Regions from separate parts of the Homo sapiens genome. Here all the other regions are linked to region 1. The links are chromatin loops, found by intact Hi-C in ENCODE. Cell type or tissue: HepG2. All regions are shown on one strand.

Evidence for each region. Peaks named below come from ENCODE experiments on the same cell type or tissue, not always from the same donor. Only the 100,000 strongest peaks of a DNase experiment are listed, where the experiment ranks them.
Region 2: it touches region 1 in a loop (8-fold over the local background); 2 of 110 quality-filtered maps call a loop at or near these places.
Region 3: a loop joins it to region 1, with 2.4 times the contacts of the local background. A loop is called at or near these places in 14 of 110 quality-filtered maps.

Annotation. Positions count from the first base shown.
Region 1 is chr4:184,345,037-184,353,036 of GRCh38, reverse strand. LINC02363 (long intergenic non-protein coding RNA 2363) reads left to right here. Exons shown (of 3, transcript NR_040108.1): 2 at 2,759-2,948. Among named protein-coding and RNA genes, the nearest start is that of LINC02363, 4.9 kb to the left of the region's middle. RefSeq lists enhancers at 5,140-5,489, 5,570-5,619, 5,367-5,661 and a silencer at 7,719-7,788. In HepG2, no CTCF peak of the experiment used is centred here; DNase peaks (open chromatin) are centred at 1,056 and 4,146; H3K4me3 peaks cover 1,367 bases.
Region 2 is chr4:184,436,449-184,444,448 of GRCh38, reverse strand. The region is part of intron 1 of IRF2 (interferon regulatory factor 2); the gene reads left to right. Among named protein-coding and RNA genes, the nearest start is that of IRF2, 34 kb to the left of the region's middle. In HepG2, no CTCF peak of the experiment used is centred here; DNase peaks (open chromatin) are centred at 3,208, 3,998 and 4,468; H3K4me3 peaks cover 1,400 bases.
Region 3 is chr4:184,283,471-184,291,470 of GRCh38, reverse strand. The region is part of intron 1 of LOC105377582 (a long non-coding RNA gene); the gene reads left to right. LOC124900825 (a long non-coding RNA gene) reads right to left here and starts at 3,726. Exons shown (of 2, transcript XR_007058413.1): 1 at 3,330-3,726. RefSeq lists enhancers at 2,509-2,648, 3,009-3,148, 6,996-7,085, 7,596-7,645, 7,676-7,795 and 1 more. In HepG2, a CTCF peak has its summit at 3,646; DNase peaks (open chromatin) are centred at 3,390 and 3,630; H3K4me3 peaks cover 1,303 bases.

The DNA of each region.
Region 1 (8,000 bases):
CTGTGTCAAAGAGCTTACCCTGTGGGTGCTGTCCAGCCATCTTGAACATTTTGCAAGGCAAATTTATTTATTTATTTATTTATTTTGAGACATGGTCTCACTGTGTCACCCAGGCTGGAGTGCAGTGGTGTGATCATGGCTCACTGCAGCCTCTAACTTCTGGGCTCAAGCAATCCTCCCACCTTAGCCTCCCAAGTAGCCGGGACTTCAGGCAGGCACCGCCATGCCCAGCTAAGTTTTTAAATTTTTTTCTAGAGACGAGGTCTCACTATGCTGCCCAGGGTGGTCTTGGGCTTCTGGGCTCAAGTAATCCTCTTGCTCTGGCCTCTTAAAATGCTGGGATTACAGGCGAGGGCCACCGTGCCCGACCTGGCAAATTTATTGAAAATTGGGGCAATATTGAATCATCTTTGTATCCCACTGACTAGCAAGAAGGTAAGATACCATGGCTGGCTCAACACAGCTACTACCTAGAAATACACTTCTGTGTTATTCAAACCAGGAGTCAGGAAGGAAAACTAATTGAAAAATACCTTCTGAGTATCTGAATTGGGCAATTGCTATGGGGAACAGAATGACAAAGAAGCAGTACCCCACTCCCCAGAGGAGCTTCCCATCTGCTGGGGGTGCCAAAGCATGAACACATAGAAAGGTGAATAACCACAGCGTGGCAGGCAGGATAATGACACCCCTAAAATGTCCACATCCTGATCCCCGGACCTGTGAGCATTAGCTTACATGACAAAAGGGATTTCGCAGATGAGATTAAGTTAAAGATCTGAGATGGGAAGATGAGTCTAGACTATCCAGGTGGGCCCAGTGTAGTCACAGGGTCCTGATAAGTGGACAAAAGAGTCAAGATAGTTGGAGTTAATGCGAGTTAAGACCGGACATGGCTCTCTTTGGAAGACGAGAGGGGCCTTGAACCAAGGAGTGAGAGCATCTCTAGAAGCTGGCCAAGGCGGGAGGGAACACAGCCCTGTCTACACCCTGATTTTAGTCCAGTGAGACCTAACTTGGACTTCTGACCTTCAGACTGTAGGATAACACAGTTGGGTTGTTTTAAGCCACTAAGCTTGTGGAAATTTGCTATAGTAGCATTTGGAAACTAATACAAATAGCAAAGTTAAATGAGATAAGAATCCAGAAAAAAAGTGTCATAGGTCAATAAGCCAGAAATCGCCGCATACTGGAGCTTCTACTGCAATCTCATACGTTCATCCGCCTCATCGCCCATGAAAACTCTCGTTTCTGGAAAACGAAGGGTGAAAAATAATTAGCTCATGGGAAAAGTAGAGGTGGGCAGACCATTCAAAACTTAACGGAACTTATAACCAGAGCCTTGTTACTATTACCAAGAACAGTAACGATGCTAGTTGAAATATCAGTATAATCGATACAGTTAAATCTCCACTGGCGTCACATCTCCCTCCCACCGTACATCCTTTGCAGTTTTATACCCTGGGCTTCTGATTTCCTCCTTGCAAATGAAGTGTTCTTTTTTTTTTCAACTTTTATTTTAGAATTAGGGGGTACGTGGGCAAGTTTATTACAAAGCTGTAATTTCATGATGCTGAGGTTTGGAGCACACATGAATCTGTCACCCAGGTAGTGAGCATAGTACCCAATAGATAGTAGTTTTTAACCCTTAACCCCCTCTCCTTCTCCTGCTTTTTGTATTCCCCAGTATCTACTGTTCCCATTTTTTGACCATGTGTACCCAATGTTTAGCTCCCACTTACAAGTGAAAACATGCGATATTTGGTTTTCTGTTTCTGAGTTAATTAACTTAGAATAATGTCCTCCAGTGCATCCATGTTGCTGCAAAGGATGTGATCTCATTCTTTTTTATGGCTGCGTAGTATTCCACAGTGTATATGTGCCACATTTTCTTTATGACATTTCTTTCTGAGACCGACCTGCTTCATTAAAATAAAAAATACAACCTGAAGGTAGCCTGTTTGGCCAAGCATTTCTTTTTAAACACCGGGGGATACGTCTTTGCAGATTCTTCATCTTCATTTGCAACTTTCCCAGATTAAAAAAAAAAAGTCCAGTTTAAAAGTATAAAGCACTCATGGAAGACACTTCTGCTGGTAGTCCGATTTTTTTCTTAAAGTTTTCAAACAGTGCTAAAGTTTTCTATTTAATTCTGAAAACCCTACTGCTCATGGCCTCAAAATATTAATCTGCTTGGAAAAACTGATGAACAGCAAACTGTAATTGGTAGATGCCATGAGGGCTGTTGGTTTAAATGAGGGTGGGAGCAGGTTGGGGAGGCCTCTTGCTGGAGGTGGGCTCAAGCTGAGCCTGGAGAATGAGTCAGACGGGAGCTTACAGCATCACTTTCCAGGTGGAAGGAGGAAAATATGGTGCCCGATCCAACATGGGGTGTCCCTGGTGGGCTTTGTTTGGCTCAGACACCCCAGTTGGTGTAGTCCTATTGGCCAGAGCAGCCGCTCTCCCACACCCACAGCTGCTGTTGGTCCTGGGCTTGGGCCTGGAGAAGCCCCTCTTCAGGAGGCTGGGCCAGCCCTATTCTCACACCTAGAGATAGCGCAGCTCCCTCTCTTGGCGTTCAAGCCTCTTGGCCCCTAATTCCCCCTTCAAAGCAGCCTCCTGAGCTTTTGAGGGATTGTCACTCTTGGAGGAAATAAAAACGTAGAAAAATATAGCAGAGCACTCTAGGGAATATGTACTTTCTCAACTTTTCTAGCCACCATCCTTTAAGCAATTATAATGCTTCCGGCTATCACAGGACATTGAGAGGGAAAAGGCCTCATCGACATACCAACTACAGGCCAGGTGGACCTTCGGTGCACACACACCCCAGCGCCCACAGAGATCCAGGCCTCCTGTGTATGAATGTGTGCCATGAATTTAGACCTATTTCTCGCCTTCCGGGCTCTCTATTCCTCATCCTCCATCCAAGTGGCCATCTTGTGCAGGTAATTCTTTTCTCTCCCCTCACCCTTTCCCCCTGCTTCTCCCTACTCTCCCTCCCCCTGTTTCTCTCTGAGTCTCTTTCCCCCTTCTGCCTTCCAGTGCATCCTCTGCAATTTGAGGTGACCCTCTTCTCCAGCTGCTGCTGCAGAACCCCAAGTGTGGTCCCCACACCCCCTCACGGTACACTTCAGCAGGAAGGTGCTTCTGCGTCCCCCTGTCCTCATCCTCCACTGCAGCTGTCCTGCTTCATCTCTTCCTCCTGGACTCAGGTTGGCCTTGGGCCCTGCTCCAAAAGGAGCACATTCACCACAGCTTCAGACTTCCTCCTGCTGCCGCTGCTCCTCGGAAGCAAACCTGGTGACTGCTGATGTCCAGGCCTAGACCATGCCTGGCAGAGCAGCCATGGGGTGGAGAAACAAGTCCTCAAGAGGGCTGCGAGGAGAGGCACAGAGACGGTCAGGGAAACTGAGGTCACACAACTGGGAATAAGAAGGTGGGGTGCTGGGGGGCTTGTCAATGTGGTTCTTCCACAGAGGATGGAAAGCCCCTTCATTTCTGCCCAAGAAAGTATCTTCAGCATTCACCGAAATCTCCCCAAGAGGGAAGCGCCGCAGGAAGGGGAACTAGGAAGGAAATACAAGCTGGTGCTTACTCCATCCCCGTCACAAAGAGGCTCAGAGAGAGACTTGGGAACGATATGCATATGCAATTTTTTAAATCACTCATTCAAGAAATAATAATGAAAAATGAGTTATAGGCAATGGATTAGTAAGTGCTGATCAGATTGACTATGTAAGTGAATTACATTCAAATTACATGTGAAGGAGCTCTATCAAGGGCAATTATGGGTCCTTCGAGAGGCTTTAAAAAGAGGAGGGATGAAACTTGGTTAAAATGGGGGCTCGTTAAAGGCAAGAGGAGTACAGAATGGTTGAGGTAACTTTCTCTGTGCCCCACTGTCAGCCCTGCTCTGCCAAGCAGGCTTGCAGGTGGGGATATTTGCTTGCTCTGGGTTCAGCAAGTCCTTGTGCTGCCTTGCCTAACCTGCTTCCGAGGTATCGGGTTTTAAGCTGGTGTGGCAAGAATGATATTGGCCTTTGTGTTCTAAAGGAGTGGCATGAAGCACAGTGGACCTTGATCTTCAATTGACGCCACAGTCTCCCTAATCCACTGATCTCCAATCATCCCACTAGATTAGCCACCCTATCAGGCAGTATTTTTCCATGTCCCATGTGCTCAAGGACGAAGCTTTAAAAGCAAGCTTGGAAGCTTATGCGATGCAGTACAGTGTCGGGGGTTGGCAGGGGAGAGAAAAGCAAAGGACTTACATTTGTTTTAGAAATTGCTGCCAAAAGATAAGCTTGTCTGTGCAACTATATGACTTCTGACACTGAGGCAGGGAGGATTGTGAAACCAGGATAGACAGAATTTCAGCCAGCAAATAAGTACACGTTCACTTTAGCCAGGGGGTGGGGTGGGGAGGCGGCTGGGAAGGGACTGAGTTTATGAAGAGGCCTAGAGTAATAGTTTCTGAAGCATTACTTATCTAGTGCTAGGCGGCAGAGTTCATTTTGTTTGTATGCGGTGATTACTTGCAGTCTACATGCAGAAAACCAGTTTATCTAATGAAGCGCAGGACTACAAATAGAGGTTTCTTAATAGAACCAGGCGACTGCCATGGGCCTCACCCTGACCGCTGGGTCACAGAGCCTTACCATCGGGGACTAGGCTTTGGGAGGCACTGAGGCAAGTTGGAGAATTAGAAAAGGAGTCAGCCATGAGTTATGTCCTGGCTATTACCGAGAGATAATCTAAAAAATGAAAATAAAGCTGCATATCAGGAGTTGGAAGCAATGTTTTACTGAAGGGCAGTCCGGAGACATGCATTTTGTTTCCAGGTGTTCAAATGCACTTCCTCTTGCTGAGGGGGCCCGAAAGCCTCCCGCTGGCTGCTCTGGGTCCCAGGTGCGTCCAGACGTTGCCAGACACACCTCTGTCAGGTGAGGCAGGCTCCAAGGGAGGAGGCCTTGGCTTTGTTAATTTTGCAGAAGAGCAGGGACTTTCATGACAATTTTTTTGATCTAATGACAAGCTATTTCCTCTACCATTAGTGTCCCGAAGGGCAAATTCTAAAGCCAAGGCCATTTGATAAAGCCTGGGGAATTTATTGCAAGGCAGATGGACACAGCAGCAGCACATAAGAGCACACGCGTGGGGCTCCAGCCCGGCCACGGGGAGACCTTTTCTCAGCAAAGGGCAGCACTGCTCGCTTTGCTGGGGCAGCCCTCCCAGGAAGATCCCAGAAGAGATGGTCTGAGGTGTGTGAACACTGTGAATGTCATGGACAAAGCTCAGCGTGGGACCCCATGGGACTTCAGGTTATTAAGATGTAAATGTTGGCCAAAAGCTTATGTGTGAATTTTATTTTTAAGTTGTGACTTCCTTCCTCTCTGCCTGGGCCAGTGCACAAGCAGGAGGAGGGAGAGTCGGTATTACTCTGCAAGAGCTGTTTCTCCAGGTTTCTGGGTGTGTTCTTGAGTGAATAGAAATCTGACACCACTGAGAATTCACTGACAAAGGCTTTCCGTCTGCAAGGCAGTGTGTCACGCACTGGCCCTGACCAATCCCATTTGGAGCTGAAGACTCCAGAACATGGCGGAAGGTCATTTCTGCAGCAGTGTTAGCTGTTCCACAGCTCAAAGAGGAACTAAAATTAAAGACAGGAAAGCAACATTGTGAAAATGCCTATGGCAGCCACTGAGAGTTACAAAACAGCCTCAACTATCTCCTAAGAAATGATCACTGGGGATGCATGTTTTCAAACTCTCATTGGATGCCCTGTATGCACCTGTTGTAAAGTCGAGAAATCACACCAGCACCAGCACTGCTTTCCTGATCACCTGTTGAAAATGTAATGGACACGAAATACCAAAAACGGGATTAAATTCCCCACCAAGAGGACATCCTTTTCGTGTCAGCGGCTTCCCAGTAGCAGTTTTTCACAAAATCGTGTTTAAAAACATTTTTCTATAGGCAATATTCACCTAGAATGGAAAACGTGGCTAGAATAGCTTATTTTATGATCTTAGATTTTCTCTGTGTTGGTGTGTCTCTCCTCCCATTTCTGAGTTCTGTTTGGCTTAAATGTGTAATGATCTGACCACTGAGCTTTGTCACAGAACTAGGGTAGGAGGACAAAATATTGAGTTAGGAGAAGTTTTCAACCAGCAATTTCCCAATAGTACATGATTTCCTTTTTTGTCTTCTTTTTCTTCTTCAGAGGAGAGCAGGGTACATTCTGGAGTGAGGACATGACTACAAGTTGTAGGCAGGAAATACTGTTTCATGACACCAAATTTTAAAAGAAAGAGACTTTAGAAAATGGTCATATTTTGGCCGGGCACAGTGGCTCATGCCTGTGATCCCAGCACTTTGGGAGGCCGAGGTGGGAGGATCACTTGAGGTCAGGAGTTTGAGACCAGAGACATGGTGAAACCTCGTCTCTATTAAAAATACAAAAAATTAGCCAGGCATGGTGGTGCACACCTGTAATCCCAGCTACTTGGAAGGCTGAGGCAGGAGAATCGTTTGAACCCGGGAGGCGGAGGTTGCAGTGAGTTGAGGTTGCAGTGAATTGAGATTGCGCCACTGCACTCCAGCCTGGGTGACACAGCAAGACTATGTCTCAAATAATAATAATAATAATAAAATAAAAAAGAAAATGGTCATATATTTATAGTCTACTTTTTATATTTTGTTAGATGTCACTAACTACTTAATGCTTTTTAGTTATTTAAAATGTTGCTCACAAATCCCAGTGTAAGCCCACGAAGTTGACCTCAGTGATTACACTTTTCCTAAAACCCTGGGGATTTTGTTTTAAAAGGTTAATGTGTTTTTTCAGTTAGTGGGAAGATAATTATGGACCCTCTCCTGGGTGTAAGTGATGTAAAGGGTCTTCGGGGATATGAATTAAAGAGTAGGCTCTGGCCCTGACCTCTGTATTGAGGAGGGAGGCCTCCTGAGAAGGGAGTCCTTGCTTGTGCTGAAAGGAGCTTTTGCTACATGGGGTCCCACAGGTTTAGGTGCAGGCAGGAGGAGCGGCAGCAAGAGGGCCCACTGTGGGCCCAGAAACATTTGGCTGGGACCTCAGCCTTGTTGTACCTTGTTCTAGGGGAAAAATAAAAGCGGCTCAAGCCTTTCTTAACCCCTGGGAGACACTGGCAGGGAAGAGGCCACAAAGAGCAAGACAGCTGTGACAAGTGCACAGTCACCCCAGGCCCCAAGGCTCTCCTGTTTCCACACACTGTGTCCAAACCAATCATCCAGCTCTTGGCCTGCTCTGCCCAGCCCTCTTCCTGACCTTCAATGCTTACATCTCCACTCCCAAAATAGATCAGGAAGCTGCTGATGCCACAGAAAGATCTGGCTTTGGAATAAGTAAGCCCGGGTTCAAATCCCCTGCCTGTACACATTTATAACATTCGACTTTATGTTCCTACCCTGTAAAATGGGAACACCAGGACCTATGATTCAGGGTGCTGGGGAGGTCTAAAGTAGGTAACATATGTCAGACACATAGCACAATGCCTGGCGCATGACAGCTGATCAGTGAAGGTTATTTGTCCCTCCTGCTTGTCCTAGGAGGAGCTAGTGCCGGGATTCGCCTCAGGGGCATGTGGGTGTCAGAGACAGGGCATTGCGTCCTGGCTAGGTGGCTTGCCAGATGCAAGATCATCTGTTTTCCTGTTTCTAAAAAGGAGATAATGTCATAAGGTTACTGTCAGGATTAAAATGAAAAGTGATAGAGCATGCCTGTCCCATCATAGGAACTTGATACCTGTTGGTTTCTGTCTTTAAACTTCTTTGAAATATGCCATCCCTCATCCCTGTGATGGCCTCACAGGCAGCTGCATCCCTTGAACCCTGTACTGGACCACTGGCCACCCCTGCATCTGCCCCTACCTCTGCCTCATGCAACTGTCACTGCCATAGGAGGGGCCTACCAGGCACTGGGCGACTCAGCCAGGTGCGGAGGCAGACACGAGGCTCCA
Region 2 (8,000 bases), 91 kb before region 1:
GTTATCCCATTTTACAGAGGAGAAAACTGAGGCATAGGGTCTTGGGTTCTGTTACCTTCTGCGTTTGGTTCCTGAAGCAGTGCCCTGGGAAGTGGCTATAGTTGCCGGATGGAGACCTGAATGGCTTCTACAGTTGTGGAGATGGTGACCAGCACCAGGGGATTTCTGAATTTTTGGGGCAATGGCTTGTTGATTTCTCATTTAAGGTCTCATTTTTATCACTATACTGTATATGAGATAAGGTTCCTCTCCTCATCTCATATACAGTATAGTGATAAAAAAGCGTCACTAGCCAAGGCTGGCTCCTGCCCACTTGTCATGGATATGGGAGCCGCCGAGGTCTTCCCTGGTCTCTGCCCTGCCCTTAGGGGGCTGTGCTGTCCTGGAGTCATGTGGCTGTCAGACCTCGGGTGTCATCCTGAGTCCTGCATTGCAGCTGCCATCCTACTCCATGATGAATAAGGGTAGGCCTATGAAGGGCCTAATCACTTATTAGGAATTTGCATGTTGCCAAATTAATAAGCTAAGGGTCAGACATGATTGATCACCATTAATACCCAAACCATTTCCTAGGGCTGTCATCTCAGCAGGAGTTGTGGTCATAGATGAGCTTACACTGGCTAGGGAAAGCTTTCTGGGATGGGTGGATTTAAAACTGTCTCCTGGATTTCTCAAAGAACTAAAAATAGAACTGCCATTCAACCCAGCAATTCCATTACTGGGTATATACTGAAAGGAAAAGAAATCATTCTAGCAAAAGATACCTGTACTTTTATGTTTATTGCAACACTATTCACAATAGCAAAGATATGGACTTAACCTAGGTCCTCATCAGCAGTGGACCGGATAAAGAAAATATGGTATATATACACTATGGAATACTATGCAGCCATAAAAACAATGAAATCATTCACAATAAGAAGCATGGAGCTGGAGGTCATTATCTTAAATGAATTAACACAGAATCAGAAAACCAAATACTACCACATGTTCTCACTTATAAGACGGAGCTAAACACTGAGTACACATGGACATGAGGATGGGAACAAGAAACAGTGAGGATTCCAGAAGGGGAGAGAGAGGAAGTAGGGCAAGGGTTGAAAAACTACCTATTGGGTACTATGTTCACTACTTGGACAGCAGGATCATTAGGAGCCCAAACCCCAGTATCATTGCAATATACCCATGTAACAAACCTGCACAGGTACCCCTGAATTTAAAACTGAAAGCAAAAACAAAAACAACCTGTAATCCCAGCACTTTGAGAAGCTGAGGTGGGTGGATCAGCTGAGGTCAGGAGTTTGAGACCAGCCTGGCCAACATGGTGAAACCCCATCTCTACTAAAAATGCAAAAATTCACCGGGCAAGGTGGCACGTGCCTGTAATCCCAGCTACACAGGAGGCTGAGGCAGGAGAATCGCTTGAACCTGGGAGGCGGAGGGTGCAGTGAGCAGAGATCGTGCCATTGCACTCCAGCCTGGGTGACAAGAGTGAGACTCTGTCTCAAACAAAACAAAACAACCCCTCCCACCCCGCTGCCCCCACCACCCCCACCCCCACCCCCACAAAGTTATCTTCTGAAGACCAAGAGAGAAGTACTTGGTATCAAGTGGTAAAAAACAAACAGGGCTGAGAGATTTAAGTAGGTTGGAGAAAGGAGTTTTGGGGCACAGGGTTTTTGTACTTCTTGGAGGTCCTGATACTAAAAATGAGGTCATTTTTAGAGTGGGAAGCAAAACGGCCCCATAACGAAGTGTTTGCTCTTCATATGCACTGAAACGGCAGGAGGTGGAAATTGACAAATATTGAGGATGCTTACTAGTTCACTGGTTTTCAGCACCTTAAATAAATGTTAATGTGAAATTAACATTAAGATAGTGGCGCGTTTGTCTTCTATGGGACTTACTTGTGCTTCTGAAATAGTTCTTCAGGTTAATCGGTTATGGGCTGGGCAGGGCACACTTTCCTCCCCTTCTGCCTTCAAAAGACCCTGGAAGCACCCAGGTGGCCCTGCTTTATGGCAGAAGCAGCAACTAAAATGAAACAACTGATTCATCTGCATCCAGGTGATGCAAAGCCAGGAAAAAGCCCCTCTGGTTCTCTCTTGTTTCCTTAAAGAGAGCATGGAGGTGAAGGGGTGGAGAGAGGGCGAGTATCTTTATTTTGGAGTATGGGAGTGTTTTCCTAGTCCGGACTACAAAAGGAAAGCTCGGGTTGGCCAGGAAACGCAGCATGTTTTGTTGATGCCCACTCGCTGGGAAAGTATTAAATGGGGCAGGAAGTGTGACTTTGGAAGGGGCTGCATAAAGGAGGCTGGGAAACTGCTTCCTGTGCACCCGGGCCAGCTCAGGAGCTGGAACGATGTTTGGCAGGCTGTGGGGATCTTGCTGCCCTGGCTGTGTCCCCTTCCACACAGGCTCCCAGTGCAGATGCCAGGTCAGACGGAGGTGTGGGGCCCTCTCTACCTCTTGATGTGAACCCCAGTTTGGCCTGCCTGTGCGAGCCTCATATCCAAATGCTAAGTCAGGGCCTAAGACTCCAGTTCAAATATGAGTTCTACCACTCAGTAGCTCTGTGACCTTGGGAAGTTACTTAACCTTACGTGCCTCAGTTTCTTCATCTATAAAATGGGGACCACAGTAGTACCCACGTTCTTGGGATGCTGTGAATCAGGTGAGCTTATCCTCTTAACGTGCTTAGAACTTGCCTAACACTGCTAAGCGCTTAATACTCCTTAGCTATTGTTAATACCCTCATGGTGGAGGATATTGACAACATCCTGGTAAGTGGGACACTCCCTGCTGGCCAGCTGGTATCATTTTCAAGGGTTTGCAGGTCTAGATCTGGATGAGGCAGTTACTCACAGAAAAGCTCCCTTGCTTACCAACAGGTTGTGTTCCAAAGGTGATTAAGTTTGCAGAGTGTGCATCAGGCTTTTTAAAACTAAGCTTTTCCCAAAACAAAGCTGTTTCAGTAGCAGGAACATTACAGGGGTGTCACGAGCAGGTATTTTCTTTCCACCAGACACCTGACCACTCACTGTGATTTGGAAAGATTAGAACCGGCCGGGAAACGATGTTTCCATCTTTGATGACAAAGCTTTCCTCATTCATGGTAGCCACATTTCAGGTATTCAGGAGCCACCTTGTTGACTGCCCTGATAAATAACAAGTTAATAGTTGCAAAATGTCTACTGGATAGTGCTGGTCTACATTCATTGGGTGTTTGCTGGGTGCAGAGTACAAGGCCTATTTAGGCCTAAGGAGCGTTGGTCTCAGTGGATTAAAGCACATCACAATGAACCAGTGACTTTAGGACAGTGTAAGATGCGTGCTAACTCACTGTTAGAGGCAGTGAGTTTTATGACTTCAAGGGAAGGGGGCATGTATGTGTCTTGTGTTGGCCAGGCCAAGTATTGTGGAAAAGAGACATTTGAACAATCTTTCAAGGTATGGCGAGACGTTTCCAGGCTAGGCCTTTCTCCTGAGCTCCAGCCTCGCACAGCTAGTAGCCCAGCCATCACCTCTTTTTGGGTATCCCAGAGATCTCCAACCCTGTAGGCCCCAAACCACTCTCAGTATCTCTCCTCAAACATCCCACATCTTCTGTTGCAGAGTGGCACTCCCACCCATCTAGTCTAAGAAAGGGAAAAAGGTCACACCCAAGTGAGTATGAAGAGGGAGGCGAGGTAGACATTCAGAAAGAAGAGCCTCGCAGATCTCTTTTCTCTGTGAAGCTGGAGGCAGGGAGGGATCTGAAATTGCACCTGTGGAAAATGGGAACAGGACCTGGGGAGAAGAAAGCAAAAAAGATCTGCAGAGGCAGAGACTCTGAGAGCTCAGATGAGGCGATCAGCCGCCCATCTGCTGCGAGGTTCTCCAGCCTCTCACAAATGTTTGCAGTGTGAGCAAACAAGACGGAGGCATGAAGGCCCGTTTGTAGTGGGAAAGTGGCCAGGCCACTGTGTGGGAAGGAGAATGGGGCCGGGGAGGCCCCTGGAGCTGGAATCCCATGTTAACGTTGCTGCCCACGTTAATATATAAGCCTACGTAGTCTTGTACTCTCACCCAGCAGACACGCAGTAAGTATAGGCCTCCGCTGTGTGGAATGTGGAAGTGGATTGAAGGGAGGGTGGCCGGGACAGGGACGCTGCAGCAGCTCGGGGCAGAGCGGAGAGCCCCTGAACAGGCTGCCGCGGGAGCATGGAAGGAGGCCGTGGGTAATGGGGATGGTCTGACAGATGGAGACTGCACCCCTTGGTGGCTGACATGGCAATGGGTGGGAGGGCCAGGGAAGTGGCTACTGAGCCAGGGAAAGTCAAGAAAATGTCAGCAGAGAGGTCTAGCTGCTTTCCCATTCGTGTTCTTGCACTGTGTTTCTTACATCTGCCTAGGGAACTGCCCTTTGAGAGTTTGTGGGGACCTTTCTCAGAAAAGTACACATCTGGGTGAACGTTAACACACTGCATGTATTTTTAAGGCTTGATCTCTGGACGAAGAGCTGCTGTTCTTGTTAGGCTGCATTGAGAACTGTTTTCTAGAGTGACCACTGGGTCATCTGCAGAACCAAGAACCAGTGATAGACAGGTGACTTTTGTGCACACACACATAGGGGCCCCAAGTCAGTTTGCTCGATTATGGTTCGGATGCAGCACACATTTCAGGTACCAGAGGAGTCTGTGGTCAGAGACAAGGTAAATTTTATAAAGCAGCTATGGGAATAGCTTCCGAAAGGATATAGAAAACGTGCCTAATAGGAAAATTGTGCATAGAATGGCAAATATGTAAAACTGTAATCTGGATGATTTTCAGCCTGGAAAACTAGTTTTGTGGTATTTGAAAGCATTTTAGACTTTTGATTTCATATACGTTTCTATTCCATTAATGATGAAATCTATTCACCACTGGCCTCCTGTTTTCCCATGACTCAACTGGAGATGTTTATTAAACATCTGGAATCTGGAAGTCCATTGGGTTAATGGATACTAAATAACAGTGATTTTCATACTTAATTGCTTATCAAAATTATTCTAGGATAATAAAAAAAATTCCCGGTTCTTATTAGAGTGGGGCCAGGGACCTTTTTTTTTTTTTTAAGTACCCCCGCTCCGCCCCGCTTTTTTTTTTTTTTTTTTAAAGTTTTAAGGTAATAGCATTGCAAGGCAGTTTTGGGATAGTGGCATGAACAGAACAGAAAAGAATAAAGGTGGGTTATGATGTATTTGGAGTAGCAGTCCTGCCTCATCATTCATCCTGAAAAATCTACGTAGTAGGAGAATTGGTGGTTGAATTGCTTGAAACCTTATGAGGAAGACTGGCTGGAGACTCCCATTCTTAAATGAACCTATGACTTTCTAAAGTTCAACAAAACATAAAAATCAGTTTTGCATTGGTGCAGATAATATGTACACTGAGAGGCATGGTTTTTTCCGTATCTAGCCCTCCATCCAAACGTTAAACGTCTTTCTGATTTCAGGACTGGCAATGGCTGACTTCAGCCGTCAGGGTCCCATGAGAGTCTGGAGAGTGATTTGAATGTCGCAGGCAGAGCAGGAGGAAGCGTGGCCGCATAGGAAGGTCTCAGGCCATGCTTCCTCTCTCATATAGGGGGTCCTGTTATCTTTGCTCCGAACATACTATTTTCATGCCATGAAGTTCTTGTACATTTTATTTCTACCTCTTAGCAGTCAGTACAGCTCTTAGGGTATGCTTCTCCTTGTTTCCCTGTTTCTACAAAAATGTTAAAAATATTAGGCCAGGCGCGGGGCTCACGCCTGTGATCCCAGGACTTTGGGAGGCCAAGGCAGGCGAATCACATATCCTCTTCTGCATTCTACTTCCCACAGTGCCCCCTCCCTCTCTCTGCCGTCCACATGCTCGCACACACCTGCACACACACTGTCGGGAGGCAGTCCAGCCTAGTGCAATGTTTTTATACCCCTTCAACCCCAGGACCAGTATAATATAATGTGACATTAAATGGAAGCAAACGTTTCATAAAACAATGCTTACCTCACTTTGTTCGGGGTGCTCCCTCATTTTCCATTCTATCATATTGTAAATTAAAATTAAGTTAAAAGTGCTGATCTTAATGCAACAAATGATCCCACGACCCTCTGGTGGGTTGTTAGCAGAGACTTGCAAAACACAGGTCTAGAGGTTTCTGGCATATTCTTTGGAGTCAGACGGATGTAGATTTGAATGTTTGCTTTACCACTTAATGGCTGTAAGTGGAGCTTTGTAAGTAGCTTCATTTCCTCATCTGTAGAATGGAGAGTAGCTACTCTGCCTCATGTGGCTTGTTGGAAGATTAAGTGAAATAACGCATGAAAGGCATTTGGGCTGAGGGTCAGGCTCTAGTTAGGGCTGGAATGGTATTAATGATGGGGATGATGATGATGATGTTCAACTTCTAACTCCAGCTTTCAATTTACATAACTTTCATGGAAATTCTTACTTTTGCTGAAAAAGCACACAGAAGTCGTTGTGAGGAACTTGCAGGAGGAACTTGCATTTGGGAAAAGACTATTGTGTGCCCAGGAAAAATTACTACTAAACACTGCTGTTAGATTCCTATACGCGTGTCATCGTGTGTGTGGGTTTTTTTTTTTTTTTTTGTACGTTCCAATAGCCACTGTCCTGACCCAGAGCAGTAGTTCTAGCTCACCTCCTTCCCTCCATTTGGCTCTGTATAGAGTGCTGCATGACTCGTGAAACTGAAGCATGGCTTTTCCCAAGTCGTGCACTCAGAAGTCATTATAGCAGCCTGCGTAAACAAGCTCAGACTCTAGCTGGGCATCTGAGACCCTCCTGAGGTTCAAGTCCTGCCTCCTCATCTAGAGGCGTGGGTGACTTAGACATTTTCTTTTCTTTCTTATTTCTTCTTCTTATTTTTTGTGGGGGCTGCCTTTTTGGCTATGCTTTTCCTAATCTCTAAAATGATGATAATAGGCTGGGCACGGTGACTTATGCCTCTAACCTTAGCAGTTTGGGAGGTTGAAGTAGGAGGATCACTTGAGGCCAGGAGTTCAAACCAACCCGGGCAACATAGGTAGTGAAACCCCTGTTTCTACAAAAATATTTTAAAAAATTAGGCCAGGCGCGGTGGCTCATGCCTGTAATCCCAGGACTTTGGGAGGCCAAAGCAGGTGGATCATCAGGTCAAGAGTTCAAGACCAGCCTGACCAACATGGTGAAACCCCGTCTCGACTAAAAATACAAAAAAATTAGCTGGGCGTGGTGGCGCATGCCTGTAATCTCAGCTACTCAGGAGACTGAGGCAGGAGAATTGCTTGAACCCGGGAGGCAGAGGTTGCAGTGAGCCAAGATTGCACGACTATACTCTAGCCTGGGTGACAGAGCGAGACTCCATCTCAAAAAACCCGAAAAACAAAAAATTAGCTGGGTGTAGTGGATGCACCTGTAGTCCTGGGTACTTGAGAGGCTGAGGTGAGAGGCTCTCTTGAACCCAGGAAGTCAGGACTGTAGTGAGCTAGGATTGCACCACTGCACTCTAGTCTGGGTGACAGAGTGAGACCTGTCTCAAAAATAAAATGAAAAAATAAAATGGGGATACTAGTATTTAACTGGTTAGAGCTGTTATGAGAGTTAAAGATGATTGATGTGAAATACCCAGTGCTTGCTTCTCACACACCAGTGACTCTTATGAAGACACCCCTGTTGGTGCATAAGACAGTTGCTCTGCTCACATCAGCAAACACATCTTCAGTCCTGCTTTGGCCGCCGATACCAACCTTTTACCTCCCCTGGCTTGCCTGCCACCTTCTCCCTGCCTAGACAGCACCTCCCCATCCATTAAGGTCTTCCTTTACCATAAAGCTTTCCTTTGCCATAAAGCTTTCTCTTATATGCCCATTTAACAATGATTTATGTATTCCTTATGAACTACCTAACTTAGTTGGCAATTAATAATACACTACCTTCTGATCTTTATTGCATAGTCTTTTATTATTATAATTATAGGATTATTAGTTAGCTTT
Region 3 (8,000 bases), 62 kb after region 1:
ATAAAGGTGAACAACCACACACAGAATTAGTAGAAATAAAAAATAAGCTGTTAATCAAAAGAAAAGAAATGAACTGTCAAAAACGATATGAAAGTAGCCAGTCTTATTCTCAATGAAAGAAATGTAAAATCAATAAGATACTATATTTATTTATCTGCCCTACAAAAAACAAAAGTAAAACCCTTCTGTAGACAGTATAAGAAAACATTTATATATGCTGTAGTGAGAGTATAAATTGGCTTAATTATTATAGAAAGACACCTTGGAAAAAATACCACCTTAAAAGCAATAGATTAGATAGATGAGATAGGTAGGGCTAGGTAGGCGTGCGTGCACACACACACACACACACACACACAGTAAAAAACATACAGTAGTTCTCCCTTCTTCGCCGCTTTGCTTTTCAGTTACCTGAAACCATGCTGTCCAAAATATTATAACTGTGTTCAACTATGGTCCAAAAATATTACATACAGTAAGATATTTTGACAGAGAGAGAGAGAAAAACCCTACTCACACAACTTTTATCAGAGTATATTGCTACAATTGTTCTATTTTATTAGTTATTGTTGTTAATCTTCTACTGCGCCTAATTTATACGTTAAACTTGATCATAAGTATGTATGCAATAGGAAAAGACAGTTTCCAGAAGGTTCTGAAATGCGTGGTTTCAGCATCCACTGGGGAGCTTGGAATGTACCTACAGCAGGTGAGGGGAGACTACTGTGTATATATTGCATGTCCTTTGACCCAGCAACCCAACTTTCAGGCATGTAATCTGAGGTGATTAAGAATGTATGACCCGGCTGGGCCCAGTGGCTCATGCCTGTAATCCCAGCACTTTGGGAGGCCGAGGCTGGCAGATCACCTGAGGTCAGGAGTTTGAGATCAGTCTGGCTAACATGGCAAAACCCCGTCTCTAGTAAAAATACAAAAATTATCCGGGTGTGGTGGTGCACACCTGTAATCCCAGCTACTCAGGAGGCTGAGGCAAGAGAATCGCTTGAACCTGGAAGGTGGAGGTTGCAGTGAGCTCAGATCGTGCCACTGTACTCCAGTCTGGGCGACAGCGCGAGACTCTGTCTCAAAAAAAAAAAAAAAAGGAAAAAAGGATGTATGACCAATATACTTGAAAAGATGCTTAACCTCACTAGAAATCAAGGAAATGCAAATAAAACACAAGGTTCCATTTTTAATCAAAGTGGCAAAAATCAAAAGTTTGATCATATAAAGCGTGGGCGAGGTTGTGGTGGCACACGTGCCCTCAGCTGCTCTGCAGTGAGAGCGTTATTTTCCAGCTACTTTGGTGGGCAAAATGTTTCTCCTCTACGACCTAACAATTCCACGTTCTGAATCTCCCCAGAGAGACATCTATCTGCACATGTGCACAAGGTGAAGATTGAATGCAGCATTGTCTGTCTTAGCAAAAGCTAAACACAACCCAAATATCCAGGGATAGGAAAATAACTCAATAAACGTCGGCTTATCCTTATTATGGAATCCCACACAGCAGTTGCAGATCTTCATGTGTTGACGTGGAAATGTCTCCAAGGCATACTGCCAAGTGAATGGACAGCATGTTAACGTCTGTGCGCCACTCGGCCTCACAAATAAAAACGATTCAGCATATCTATCTGTCTATATCTCACTTAGGTATCTGAAAATATACGTACGTACATTTCAAAAAAGGGTACGCATTAACCAATAATAGTGGCTGTCTCTATGATGGCTATAACAACTCGATTGAAGCTGGTTAATGAGGACTTTAGTCTTACCGGTTTTAAGGAAGTTTTCAACAAGAACATGTTTGTTTACAATATGCGTAATTTTAAAGTGTTTTAAAAAATAACTGTGAAGATTTCACTACACTAATACTTACCAAGGCATTATTCGGTAGAGTGAAAATTTGGAAATAGCATAATTGTCCAACTACAAGGTATTTAGTTAAATATATTAGGGGAGATCTCATGATACATTACAACACAACCATCAAAATAATATTTAGAAGTCCAGTAAACAACCAAGAGGAAATGTTCAGAATAATGATCAAAAGAAAAAAGCAGATTACGAAACAGAGTGCACCTCATTAAACACCTGTCAACCCCAGGGTCCAGGGCAGAGAAGTCAGATTCCAAAATCAGAGCATGCTGGCCCAAAGGCTAAAGGTTCGGTAATGCCAAAGTCAGCAATGCTGGTGCAGACACAACAGAAAACTGAGGGCCAAAGAAATTGAGAAGAAAGCCAGGCCAGACGGCTGGATCAAGGATGGAGGCAAAGTGCTAAGGGTGCTGCCTTAGACAAATCCTGTCTGCACCTCTCCTCCTTCCACACCCTTCTGGAGTAGGCCCAGCTGTGCCCAGGGTCTGAACCCAGGCACTGATTGTCCCGAGTCTGGAGGAGGTCTGGGCCTCGCCCTCTAACTGCTTCAGCAGGGACTGGGTCAGGCCAAGGACAATGGCCTCCACCTGCTGGGAGATCTTTCCAGACCAGAGAGCGGAACCTGCAGAATGCAGAGGCCTTCTGGTTTGCTGGACAGTGGTGTACATTCCAGGCTCAACTCTTCATTCCTCTAGGGAGTGAAAAAACCCGCTCCACCTCCTGAGAGCAAGGCTAGGTTGTGAATACCCTTTCCTTTGACGTATTGAGAAACGGGTCCACATTCATTCAGTCACGAGAAATGTCACTCAAAATGGGAGTTTCCTCCTTGAGAATCAAGAATGAATGTTAGAAAATTAAGTGGCAGAATTAGTCAAAGAGCAACCCCTTAGTGGAATAGATTTGACATTACAGAAAAGGAACAGAGAGAAAGGAGAGAGAACAGAAAAAGGGGGTGGGTGGATAAACGGTGGGGAGAGAAAGAGAGCTTGATTTCTGCGTTTATAAATGACAATGCGGTTTTGTCTAACCACCTGCTGCAGCAGGGCTGGGACACAAGGGAACCTGTGCCCTCCCATGCGGTGGAGGGTAGAAGATCAGAAAGACGAGAGGCCGGGGAGAGGCCGAGATTTGTACATCCAGCTGAAAAATAATCAGGCTCCTAAGCACAAGGCAGTTATGGTTTTAAAAAATTAAAATAAGCAACGAAACCAACCACCCAACACATTCAAATCCCTGCATGAGTTTGAGGATCGAGAAGTGGAAGAATTGAACAGGGAGAAACAACGAAGACGCGCTTCTGCTGCAGGAGGCAAATGCCAAGTGTCAGAAATGATTCCTGAAGCTGGGAGCCTCTGAGTTCAACTCATTATTTCCATTTGTTCATTTGTTTTTTCTACTGTGTTTCAATACCTTTTCCTCCTCTGGCTTTTCTACCTGCATGAAGTACTTACTGGTGGTGAAGGGGAGACACAACTCCCAGCCCGTTGTTTGTTTTACAAGTGGACTCTTGCATGGAGAGGAAGCTCAGGAATGGGGTGGCTGGGCAGGAGGGCTGCTGTGTTCCAGGTTCCAGCAGACTTGCAGACCTGCCCAGGGCAAGAGGAAGAACTGGTGAAACCTGCACGCCTGCTTTGAAGATCTCAAGAACAATTTGCTTTGCTCCTGTGGCTAAGCCTGCAAACATATTAAAAGCTTTTCTGGGTGATTTGTCAGTGGATTTAGTTAAAGAATTTATAGCCTGACCCTGGGAATCGGTCTGTGCTTCAGAGCAACACTGACACCACGTGTTTGAATCTTTAGGACTAAAAGGAAAGTAAGATCACGAATGGAGGAGCAAGGAGAGATCCCAAACATAGCAGCTCTCATTATGAGGGTGCACTCATTTCACCCACTGAGGCTCTGAAAGGGTCAGCGCTGATGAGCTGGTCTGGCCTCTGCCTGCTCTACCCAAAAGTGAATGTGGGTGTCTGTAATTCTTGGAGTTCTTTGAGGTAGAAAAGATTATTCAGGGACTATTTTGATTTTAAAAATTAATATTCAACTTATTGAAGCTAGTTCTTAAGTTTTTAAAGTTCAGCTTCTAAATCTTATCACTTTATTTATTAGGAAAGTGCATGCTCAACATGCACTTAGTTTAGTATTTGGGAAAGTCTGCCAATCAGAAACGAAAATATTCAAAAAGAAACCTGAGTATAAAAAATGGAAAAAGTATACTTACAATATTTATGGGGGCTAATTAAATATGCTATGGGATCCCCTCAAATATTGACATTTCCTTTACAAATTTATTATATTCAGATTTTTTCAAGGGTATCTGACTGAGAAGCTTCCCCAAATACTTAGATAACTTTAAAAAATCATATAAAATAAACGTAAAAATAAAGCAGCGTATTAAGTTGCTGAAATGACCACATATTGTTTTCAAATTTTAAAAACTTATCCTTTCAATTTAATATCATAAATGTAAATAACTAAAAAACATGTAACATTAGAATCATAAGACTCATAAGACTCCCAGAGCACTTTGGGAGGCTGAGGTGGGCGGATCACCTGAGGTCAGAAGTTCAGGATCAGCCTGGCCAACATGGTGAAACCCCGTCTCTACTAAACATACAAAAATTAGCCAGGCGTGGTGGCGTGTGCCTGTAATCCCAGCTACTTGGGAGCCTGAGACAGGAGAACTGCTTAAACCTGGGAGGCGGAGGTTGCAATGAGCCGAGATCGCACCGCTGCCCTCCAGTCTGGGCAACAGAGCAAGGATCCGTCTCATAAACAAACAAACAAACAATTAAACAAAAGCAGTGCACTCCATTAGGCAATAAGTGGTCTATCCAACATTGAGAGGAGGTGCTGCCCTCCCTCTGCCTTAATTCTAAGTTTTGACTAATTTTCCTAAAATTGTTATCAAAAACATTGGTGATGCAGCATTTTTAAAATAATGCATTGAGAAACCAAAACTTCTGGTTCCGGCTCTTAAACTGGCAGAACAATGATGGAAAATCAGCCAACTTTTGTCTCCCCCTTCAGAAATGTTGCTGAGCACATCTGGTTCATCCTTTCCCTGGCCTCCTCCTCACAGCCGTTTGGTTCCTACGGCCTAAAAGTGTGTTGTGTAATTACTGCTAGGACTTTCTATCTAGTCACCGTAAGTTTTGCTGCTGGCACTTTTACTTGGATTTTTAATTTGGATTTGCATTTCTTTTACTTGCTTGTGTACCAGTGCCAATTAAATTATAATACAATGGTTTCTTATTACTTAGAATTTTTATTTTAACTTTGCTTAAAGTCTCTTTTGGACTTAATTAGATTCTTAATTATATAATCATTTTTATAATCATGTTAGCATTTCTGGGCAGTCAAGCTGTTTCATGACAGTTAGTTGACAAATATTGATTGTAGGGGGCTGCTGATTTTAAGATGTCCTCAATTTCATAGACGGCAAATTGTGGGTTGGTGGGGAACATGTCTCAGATTTGATGAAACATGGGACATCACAGAATATCTGAAAGACTAAATTGAGAGTCTAGCATACAGAACACTCATAGCGTCTATTTTTTGGTTCTTCATAAATGTTAATTCCCCTTTCCTTCTCCCAATACTCAACTTTAGGTGACTTGACTAACGTACATCTTCCTCCTGCAAAAAGCAATGCAGAGTATTGGGGAATAGTCAACAATTGTAAAGGTTCCCCAACTGCCAGTTTCTACAGACCCTGGTTCTTCCCTTATTCTTACCTGTGTGGGTGTCTATCTGACACGGCTGGAGGAGGGTCTGAGGTCTACCTGCTGCCATGAAGTCATGAACATGTGAATCAGAATGCTATTAGGTTTAGGTATAATATTGCTTCTACTGACGCCCTAACCTACAGAGTAACGCTTGACACAATCTCATTTTTTGGGGGATGTATTTCTTTTTAAAGAAATGTGTATAAATGTATGGTGTACAAGTGCCATTTTGTTACATGCATAGATTGCCTAGTGGCCAAGACAGGGCTTTAGGGTACCCATCACCCAAATAATGTACATTGCATCCATTAGGCAATTTCTTGTTATCTACCCTTCTCATGCCCCCTCACACTTCTGAGGACCTATTGCCTATCATTCCACTCTCTACATACATGTGGACACAATTTTTAGCACCCACTTATGAATGAAAACATGAGTTGTTTGACTTTCTGTCTGGCTTGCTTCACTTAAGATAATGACCACCAGTTTCACCCATGTTGCTGCAAAAGACATGAAGTCATTCTTTTGATGGCCAGATAGTATTCTATTGTGTAAATAACACATTTTCTTTATCCAGGGGATTTTCTTCTTCCATTGATGGACATTTAGGTTGGTTCTATAGCTTTACTATTGTGACTAGTGCTACAATAAATGTATGAGTGAAGGTATCTTTTTGATAAATTGATTGTTTTCCTTTTGCATAGATACCCAATAGTGGAGTTGCTGGGTCAAATGGTAGCTCTATTTTTAGTCTGAAAAATCTCCATACTGTTTTCCATGGAGGTTGCACTAATTTATATTCCCACCAACAGCGAATGAGTTCTTTTTTCTCTATATCCTTGCCAACATCTGTGATTTTCTGTCTTTTTAATAATAGCCATTCTGGCAGGGTAAGATGCTATCTCATTGTGGTTTGGATTTGCATTTCTCTGATGATTAGCAATGTTGAGCATCTTTTCATATACCTGTAGGACATCTGTATGCCTTCTTTTGAAAAAGGTCTATTCCTTTTTTTTTCTTTTTTGCATACTTTTAAAAGTACATTAAGAGGGGATTATTTGTCTTTGTTGTTGTGTTTGAGCTCCTTGTATCGTCTGGATAGTAGTTCCCTGTTGGATGAATAGTTTGCAAATATTATCTCCCATTCTGTTGGTTGTCTGCTCACTCTGTTGATTATTTCTTTTGCTGTGCAGAAGCTCTTTAGTTTAACAAGTCCCATTTGTCTGTTTTCGGTTTTGTTGCCTGTGCTTTTGAGCTTGCAGTCCACAATGTCATTTCATGTGAAATAGTACCGGGGAGAGCTTTCCAACCTTCTCCATGTCAAGGCACATACAAGAAATGACACATTAGTCCAGCCACAGGGGTCAGCGTGGAGGCTCCTGGAGACCCATCCTCCTACCTAGGCCGCAGGAGGACGCCTCTCACACTGCAATCCCCCTGCTCCTGCTTAGGGCAGAGAAGAAACTCGCGGTGTTTTTTATTGGAAGCACCGGAATTACTGGACTTAGGATGTCTGTCCCAAGAAGGGGAGGAGCAGGGGCGGGGACATCCCTGGCAAGGGTGACGTTTGAGGAAAAACGGCAGGCTGATCTGGCCAAGCTGCTGGGCACCCCTGGTCTACCCGGCCCGGGAAGCATCAGGAGCCTGTCAGAGGGGACCTGGTGGCGGGCACCTGGATGGCAGAGGGAGGCGGACAACAGTTCCGGGACAGCGCGCTCCCATCTCCTGCTGTTTTGAGAGCCTCTTCCCCTGCTTCCTGCCCCAGAAAGCCCCATGCCTTCCTCGGGAAGGTCACTCACGGGTAAGCTCAGCATGGCTGTGACGGGTCTGGGTCCGGTGATGCTCAGCTTGGGAGACTCCAGAGAACCCGCACGTGGGGCCTAGTGCCCGCAGACACCCGTGGGGTCGGGGGTACTGTTTGCTCTCCAAGCCACCAGCCAGGTTGTGCACAACGCCAGGACAACTCTTCAGGGCTGAGACACGTGGCTTCCCTGGGCCCAGCACCTGGGCAGCACGTTCCGTGTGTATGCCCTGAAATCACACCAACGCATGCAGCCAACCCCGAGACTCAACCCCAAGGCCAGGACACGGGGCCAGTCCTGGAGCAGCACAACGGGGTGCCCAGCTGTGACCCTGCCTACCCGGAACCCTGAGTCTGGTGGCACTGGAGGCTCAGCATCACAATGATCCTTTCTTGTGTTACCAAAAAAAAAAAAAAAAAAAGTTTAACAAATACAGGCCATTGTTCTTACTTTTTAAAAAAAGGACTGACTGCTTAGGGGACTGCAGCCATTTAGCCCTGCCTGACCTCCAAGAGTGAAGGGGCAGAGTCCCCACCTGTCACCATCTGCAGGACAGCCATGCGCCGCTGCACTCTCTTTGGCTGAGAACCTCCAG